Linked DNA regions of Mus musculus: region 1 is linked to region 2. The links are chromatin contacts, found by POLR2A ChIA-PET in ENCODE. All regions are on one chromosome and are shown on one strand. Each heading gives the region's core, a stretch centred on a gene start or an enhancer-like site at or near the end of the contact. The rest is flanking DNA. Distances are from core to core; before and after follow the strand shown.

Region 1 (3,635 bases), core at 1,006-3,505, 43 kb after region 2:
AGGGCATGGTGGCTGTAATCCCAGTGCCCAGGCGGAACAGGCCAGGAGGAACACCGAAATTCACAAGGTAATCAGACCAGGAGATGGCTCATGCACTCGGGAGGCAGAGGCAGGTGGATCTCTCTCTGAGTTTGAGGCCAGCCTGGTTTATACAGAGTGAGTTCCAGGACAACCAAGGTGACACAGAGAAACCCTGTTTTGATACATGAAGAAGATGAAGAAAATCGTTAGAATCTGAGGTCTAGAAATCCTCCCAAGAAAACACATTAAAACAAAGCCAGAAACAGAGGTGAAAATGTGGTGAGAAAAAGAAATTCAAATGTAAAGAGCTGGTCCAGGTCTGGGGCTGTAATTCAGTAAGACGCTTGTCTAGCCTGTCAGAGAGGCCTTGGGTTCCCGGGAGGGGAGGGGAGGCGGAGAGAGAGGGAGGCATGGATTGGGATGGGGGTGGGGGTGGGGGAAGGAAAGGGGGGAGAGAGACAGAAAGACAGACAGACAAGAGACAGAGAGAGGCAGATGGAGACCATGAAGACTAAGGAAAGGCCAGAAGTGGTATAGCACACCTGCAGCGCCATAAGTCCCTAGGGGAAGTTGAGGTAGCCAGGTCTCAGAGACCAGCCTAAACTACATAGTGAAATCTTGTTTTGGAAAAAAAAAAGTTAGCTGGGCAGTGGTGGCACACGCCTTTAATCCCAGCACTTGGGAGGCGGAGGCAGAGGCAGGCAGATTTCTGAGTTCGAGGCCAGCCTGGTCTACAAAGTGAGTTCCACGACAGCCAGGGCTATACAGGGAAACCCTGTCTCGAAAAAAAAAAATTAATTAAAGAAGATCAAACTCATGTGCTGGAGAGATGGCTCAGCAGTTAAGAGCACTAACTGCTGCTCTTCCAAAGGTCCTGAGTTCAAATCTCAGCAACCACATGGTGGCTCACAACCATCCCTAATGAGATCTGACTCCCTCTTCTGGAGTGTCTGAAGACAGCTACAGTGTACCTACATATAATAAATAAGCACACGCCTTTAATCCCAGCACTTGGGAGGCAGAGGCAGGCGGATTTCTGAGTTCAAGGCCAGCCTGGTGTACAAAGTGAGTTCTAGGACAGCCAGGGCTATACAGAGAAACCCTGTCTCAAAGAAAACCATAAACAAACAAACAAACCCTTGTGCCAGAGTGAGCAGGGCCGGAGCGGGCAGAAAATGTCCTGAGTTTGATTCCCAGGAATCACATGATGGCTCACAACCATCAGTACAGCTCCAAAAAGAACTAATAATATCCTCATACAACCGGTAATAGGAAGAGTCTCAGAAAAAGAACAAGAGAAAAAAGGGAGAGACCCAAGTGCAGAGAAAATGAGGCAAGGAAGGCTCTGCAAAAGCCTAGACTTGCAGGGAGGCTGAAGACATCTTAGGTCACTTTTCTACTTCCCCATCATCTATGAGCCACAAAGTCTTCCCACCAATTTTCTCAGAAAGCCTGCACATACCTGGGGAACTTTCCGGTAGAAGTGCTTCAGCTGTTCATAGGGCAGAGGGAGCTGATGGCGCTGGTACAGGATATGCTTGAGAAGTTCACAAGTAAACTGGCAGCAGTCTTCCTGGCTCACAGGCCCGGGAAACACCACCGGCACCAGGTCTCTTGGGCAAAAGGGCTCCGCAGGATTGGAAGGTTCCTGGGCTGGCGGGATGACAGTCTCAAGATCTACTTCAGGAGCATGAGTTTCTTCCGGCTTCTCATACCAATCCAAATCTAGTCCATAAGTGAAAAGGTAAAGAAAGGGGAGGGGTTGTCAAAGTCAGCGTTAGTCTTAGCGTTCCCAGAGGCTCCATCAGCAGACACTCCCATAGGTGACAGGAAACCTGATACTGGCCGGGGACGATTTAAGTGACATCAGGGACAGGAAAGGGGGCTTTAGAAGACTGAGACTAATGTTTCGGTATGAAATATCAGGGGCAGAACACCCAAGGGGACAGGGCAGGAAAAACAATTCCACTTAAGGGCGAGGGAGTGACTTGCAGAGATAGGGCGGACTGGGACACCAGGAACAAGGACAGAAAGGAACGACGGAGGAAACGTCAGCCACTAAATGCATCTGGGGAGGTAGCAGCAGGGAAGAAACGAGTCCCCAAGTTATGGATCCCACGCCTTACTTGGGGCAGCAGCAGGGGACAGTTCGGACATATCCTCCTCACCGGACGCAGCCATCGCGACTGCCAGCCTAGTCGTCCTGCGGTTAAAATAGACGCCCCGCAAAGAATCATGGGAAGCTTAAGCTCCACTTCCGGCTCTTACCAGCCAGAAGGGACTCAGCGCAGCCGCTGAATGGTGGAGGTTGGAGATGACTTGAACCACACCCAAGCCGGGGAGCTCTTGGCCCCTCCCACTTAGGCGACCCAGTCGTCCCCTGGGGCTGGGGATGCCTTCATTTTTTTTTTTTTTTTTTCTCAGCAATAGTTTCCAGCACCCACCCCGCCCCCAACCCCCCATTCTGGAATGTCCTTAGAGATAGAGCCAAGATTAAGTAAACTAGAAGTTCACCTACCCCTCCCTGGAATTCGCTTAATAGTGCTTTAAATCCAGCCTTTGAACTCACTTCGGGGTCTCTCTATCTTGGTAATGGGAGACTCCAGCATGTTGGACTTCTGCAGAATAAAACACTCTTTGTGTTTACATACTGTTTGAGTCTGGGTTATCTTTCTTGAGCAAATCATAGACCCTTTTTTTTTTTTCTTTTGGTTTTTCCAGACAGGGTTTCTCTGTATAGTCCTGGCTGTCCTGGAACTCACTTTGTAGACCAGGATGGCCTCGAACTCAGAAATCCACCTGCCTCTGCCTCCCAAATGCTGGGATTAAAGGCGTGCACCACCACGCCCGTCATAGACCCTTATAATACTATAAAGAGTTAAGGTTTTTAGCAGGACAGTGGCGGTGCACGCCTTTAATCCCAGCACTCAGGAGGCAGAGTTCCTGAGTTCCAGGCCTACCTGAATTGTTAAGGTGGTAATAGATAAACGGCATCAAGGTCATGACAGGAATTCCCAAGTGAAGTTTGAACTTGATCTCACATAGGGGGATGAATAAGCTTTTTCAAAGTAGGGCAGGAAGGAATCCTGGGAGATGCCACAGACATAAGGAAGCTTGCTGCCAAGCTCGATGACCTGAGTTCAAACAGGACCCACAAAGTGAAAGGAGAGACTAGAGTCCCTCTACACCACTATGTAACAGGCTCACTCACAAACACAAATGGGGAAGTGACGCGAGTACATTAACATGTTATGGCTGGGTATGGTCATATCAGCTTTAATCCCAGCACTGGGGAGGCAGAGGCAGGTAGATCTAGAGTTTGAGGCCAGCCTGGTCTACAGAGTGAATTCCAGGATATCCAGGGCTATACTGAGAGTCCCTGTGTCAAAAAAAAAAAAGGGGGGGGGTTTATAAGGTCAAACATGTAACGATAATAAATAAGTTCTTTGTTGTTGCTGTTGTTTTTCAAGACAGGGTTTCTCTGTGTAGCCCTGGCTGTCCAGAACTCATTCTGTAGACCAGGCTGGCCTCGAACTCAGAAATATGCCTGTCTCTGCCTCCCAAATGCTGAGATTAAAGGCGAGCGCCACCACTGCAGGGCAAAGAAGTTCATT
Region 2 (3,598 bases), core at 998-3,497:
GGAGTGACTGGGAGGATGTACAACTTAGTGTCCTAGAGTGTTGACTGTGTTCTACTTGTTAGCATGGAAAATAGACTTATTCTATGGAAATTCATCAAGCTGTCCACTGAAGATTGGTGTACTTTACTTACATGCTTAATTCTTTAATTTTAAAAATAGGTTGTGTGTGTGTGTTTAAAGAAATTTTTGAAGACACATGCACACTTTTAATCTCAGCCTTTGGGAGGCTAGCCTGGTCTATATAGCAAGTTTTAGGACGGCCAGTAAAACCCTGTAGCTAGCTAGCTAGCTAGCTAGCTAGTTAGTTAGTTAGAACCTCTTGAGCAAAATATGGTGGCACAAAATTGTTTTGTCATGTAGGAGCTAATAATAAACAGGCTCAGAAAAACAAGATGGCTCACAACAAAGAGCATGAATGAATGAATAAACATGAACCGTGGTGATTTCCTTGTTCAAGATAATTGGTGCTCACCTCAGGATTCTCTGTTGTATTTATTCCTTTTTCCTTCATTTTTTTTCTACTATGACCAGGTTACCTGTTTTCTTTTAACCTGTCTTTATAGAAAATGAAAGCTGGTTTTGAAAATATCATTTACCATTTTCTTCATTCATTCATTCATTCGTTCGTTCGTTTTAGAAACTGTCTTTTTCCTCTAGCTTCTTGCCATTTGATTTAAGCAGAACAGCCCAGAAACACTCAGTTCAGTTCCAGCCCATTCAGTGGCCTGAGCAGTGGGAACCCAGTGCTGGCCGGGCTCTCCAGCCTTCAGTAGGAAACTGCTGGACAGGCACAAGGAGGACATGCACACCCCTCAGTCTGCCACCTCTGGTGGAGCAGCAGTGAACCCAGGAGCCAGGGTGACCCATACATCCTTCAGTTCCTCCTTTCCACAGCCTTTTCATTGGCTGCGTGCTCTTTCTTCTATGTCTCGTCAGGGTCTCTGTAGGGGGAGAGATCAGGCATGACCGCCCATGGATGCTCACACAAGGTGTACATCCATGGGAAGAACTTAATGGGTCAGAATCCACTACATCACCCCCAACTGAGTGAGCTCCCTTTTATGATGCATGGGCTAACTGATTGTTTCCAGCTGAAAGGCCACATCTCTCAGCTTCCCTTTCAGACTACGAAGTCATTTCTACTCCTGTAAGGGGCTGTTGCCCATCTTCCCTTGCTGAGAATAAGCATTGTCCCTGCTAAGGACAAACTGAGCCTCTCTTTCTGTCTCTCTACAGCTGCCTTTAAATAACCTAGCATAATGGTGGTGCAGCAACCCGGGCTTTGACACCAAATGTTAGATCTCTTAGGCAGTGTAGGGAGACAGAAGACCGAAAAAGAGGCTAAAGCCTTTTCTCCGCAGAGAGGTCTGTTCATTCCAAAACAGTGAAGGACAAAAGAGGTGCCAATGTGGGAAACGCTGGCAGTGACTCTTTATAGGGGGGGAGGGGGGAGCGGTGTTGTTTCCATTCATAAAGAACTAGGGATGCCCTGGGCTTCCCAGGATGCAGCCACAAGGGTGACTAGGGTGGCCCAGCTTCGCATTCCTCTCTGCACTGGCGGACTGACCAAAGTCATTTGTAGGAATCCTGTCTCCTGACCAAAGCATTCTATAATTCCAAACCCTGCAAGAAATCAGGGAAGTGTATATAAACACAAAGATTGAAAGTGTGTATAAGGGGCTGGAGAGATGGCTCAGCGGTTAAGAGCACCAACCACTCTTCCGAAGGTCCTGAGTTCAAATCCCAGCAACCACATGGTGGCTCACAACCATCTGTAATGAGATCTGACGCCCTCTTCTGGGGTGTCTGAAGACAGCTACAGTGTAATTAGATATAATAATATCTTTGGGCAGGAGAGCAAGCAATGATGGCTCACAACCATCTGTACAGCTACAGTGTACTCATATACATTAAATAACTAGCTAACTAACTAAATAAATAAATCTTTTAGAAAAGAAAAGAAAGTGTGTATTAGCAACAAAGATCGGCAGGTGGGAGGGGTGGTCAACTGTATTCCACCTCTGATGCTGAGGGCCAGAGTCCTTACCATCCCAATCTGTCCTGACAGGTCTAGCCTCAGTCACAAAAGCTGCCCAGCAGGAAGAAAAACTAAGGAAACCGGGTGGCGTGTAATTTACAGACAGAGGAGGTGACAGAAACAGAAGGGATCGGTGACCACGAGAAACCCTCCCGCCGCACAGCGGCTGCGCACACCCCTGCTCCGGAAGCGGAAGTGCACACGCGGTCAGGTGCGTTCCAAGATGGCGGCCCTCAGGGCTCTGGTGTCAGGCTGCGGGCGGCAGCTCCAAGCGTTCCTGGCAGGCCCCGCTGCCACTGGCTGGTTATGGCTTCCAGCTCGCGGGTTGAGAGAAGGTGAGTCCCAGGACCCAGCGACCCCCGGGACTTGAGGAGAGCGTCGTGACACTTCAGCCAGCCGCGATGTGCCCCTCCCTCTCAGCGACTCTGAGACCCGGGAGGTGCGATCCCCCGCGGGCCGCTTAAAGGCTTTACAGACGCTGGCGGGGTGGCTTCACCTCCCGGTTCTCAGTGTCTTCCGAAAGTCAAGGAGAACTGAGAGAAAGACCTGGTCGTTTAAAGATCAAAGAGAAGAATGTCTCAGAGTTCAGAAAAGCTATAAAGGCTGAGTGTTAATTCTCCCATCATTTTCCAAATCGCCTCCTCCTTGGTTAAAGCATGCCGCCAAGCCCACCTTATCAATTCTTCTCTGAAAAATGTGTGATTAAATGGTCACTTTCTCTGCCTAAGCTACGGACTTGTAAGATAGCAGCCAAAGTGCAATGGCAGTTGAACAACTAAGACTTGCTAAATGTTAGGTCTGCATTTCATTAATATTAAATCTGGAAAGGTAACCAGATTCTAGCATCATCTGAGACCTTACTGAAGGTCAAACGCTGTGAGTCTAGCTGTAAAAGGACTGTAAAGGGAAAAAGCACGGCTTCCTTGGGTTCTAACGAGCTATGTATACATCCCCACCAATAAACGGAAGTTATCCGTTTGCATGAAAAAGTACAGTAAGATTCTGTAACCAGAAATAGCAAAGTCAGTTTGAAATTTTCATAAAGAGGATGCTCTTGAACAGGCTCGTAAAAGGATGGAGTTTGGCAGAGTGAAAAGGTCTTTCTGGATATAGTCTTTTCTGTATTCTGTGAGAAGCAGGAAAGGATAAGTGATGTAGATAAAGAAATGATGCGGGAAGGGACTTGTCTTTAAAATTGGCCAACCAGGGAATATTAGTTAAAACTGAGAAATAAGTTGGGCGTGGTGGCTCACAACTTTAATCCCAGCACTCGGGAGGCAGAGGCAGGCAGATTTCTGAGTTTGAGGCCAGCCTGGTCTACAGAGTGAGTTGACAACCAGGGCTATACAGAGAAACCTTGTCTCGAAAAACCAAAAAAAAAAAAAAAAAAAAAAAAGAATGGCAGATAGATAAACTGGGCAGTGGTAGCACCCCTTTAATCCCAGGAGACAGAGGCAGGCAGATTAAGTTCAAGGCCAGCCTGGCCTACAGAGCGAGTTCTAGGAGAGTTCTAGGACAGTTAGGGCTACATAGAGATAACCTGTCTTGAAGATAGAAGAA

What was found. ChIA-PET counts read pairs that join two places held with the same protein, here RNA polymerase II (POLR2A).
Region 1: POLR2A ChIA-PET joins it to region 2 with 15 read pairs in Patski. The contact joins the promoter of Mad2l1bp here to the promoter of Mrps18a in region 2. POLR2A ChIA-PET finds 5 or more read pairs at or near these places in 3 of 5 experiments (Patski and embryonic stem cell).

What each region holds. Positions count from the first base shown.
Region 1 is chr17:46,151,296-46,154,930 of GRCm38, forward strand. It overlaps Mad2l1bp (MAD2L1 binding protein), which reads right to left and starts at 2,256. Exons shown (of 3, transcript NM_025649.3): 1 at 2,148-2,256; 2 at 1,484-1,746. The coding sequence starts at 2,202.
Region 2 is chr17:46,108,757-46,112,354 of GRCm38, forward strand. It overlaps Mrps18a (mitochondrial ribosomal protein S18A), which reads left to right and starts at 2,248. Exons shown (of 6, transcript NM_026768.3): 1 at 2,248-2,373. The coding sequence starts at 2,262.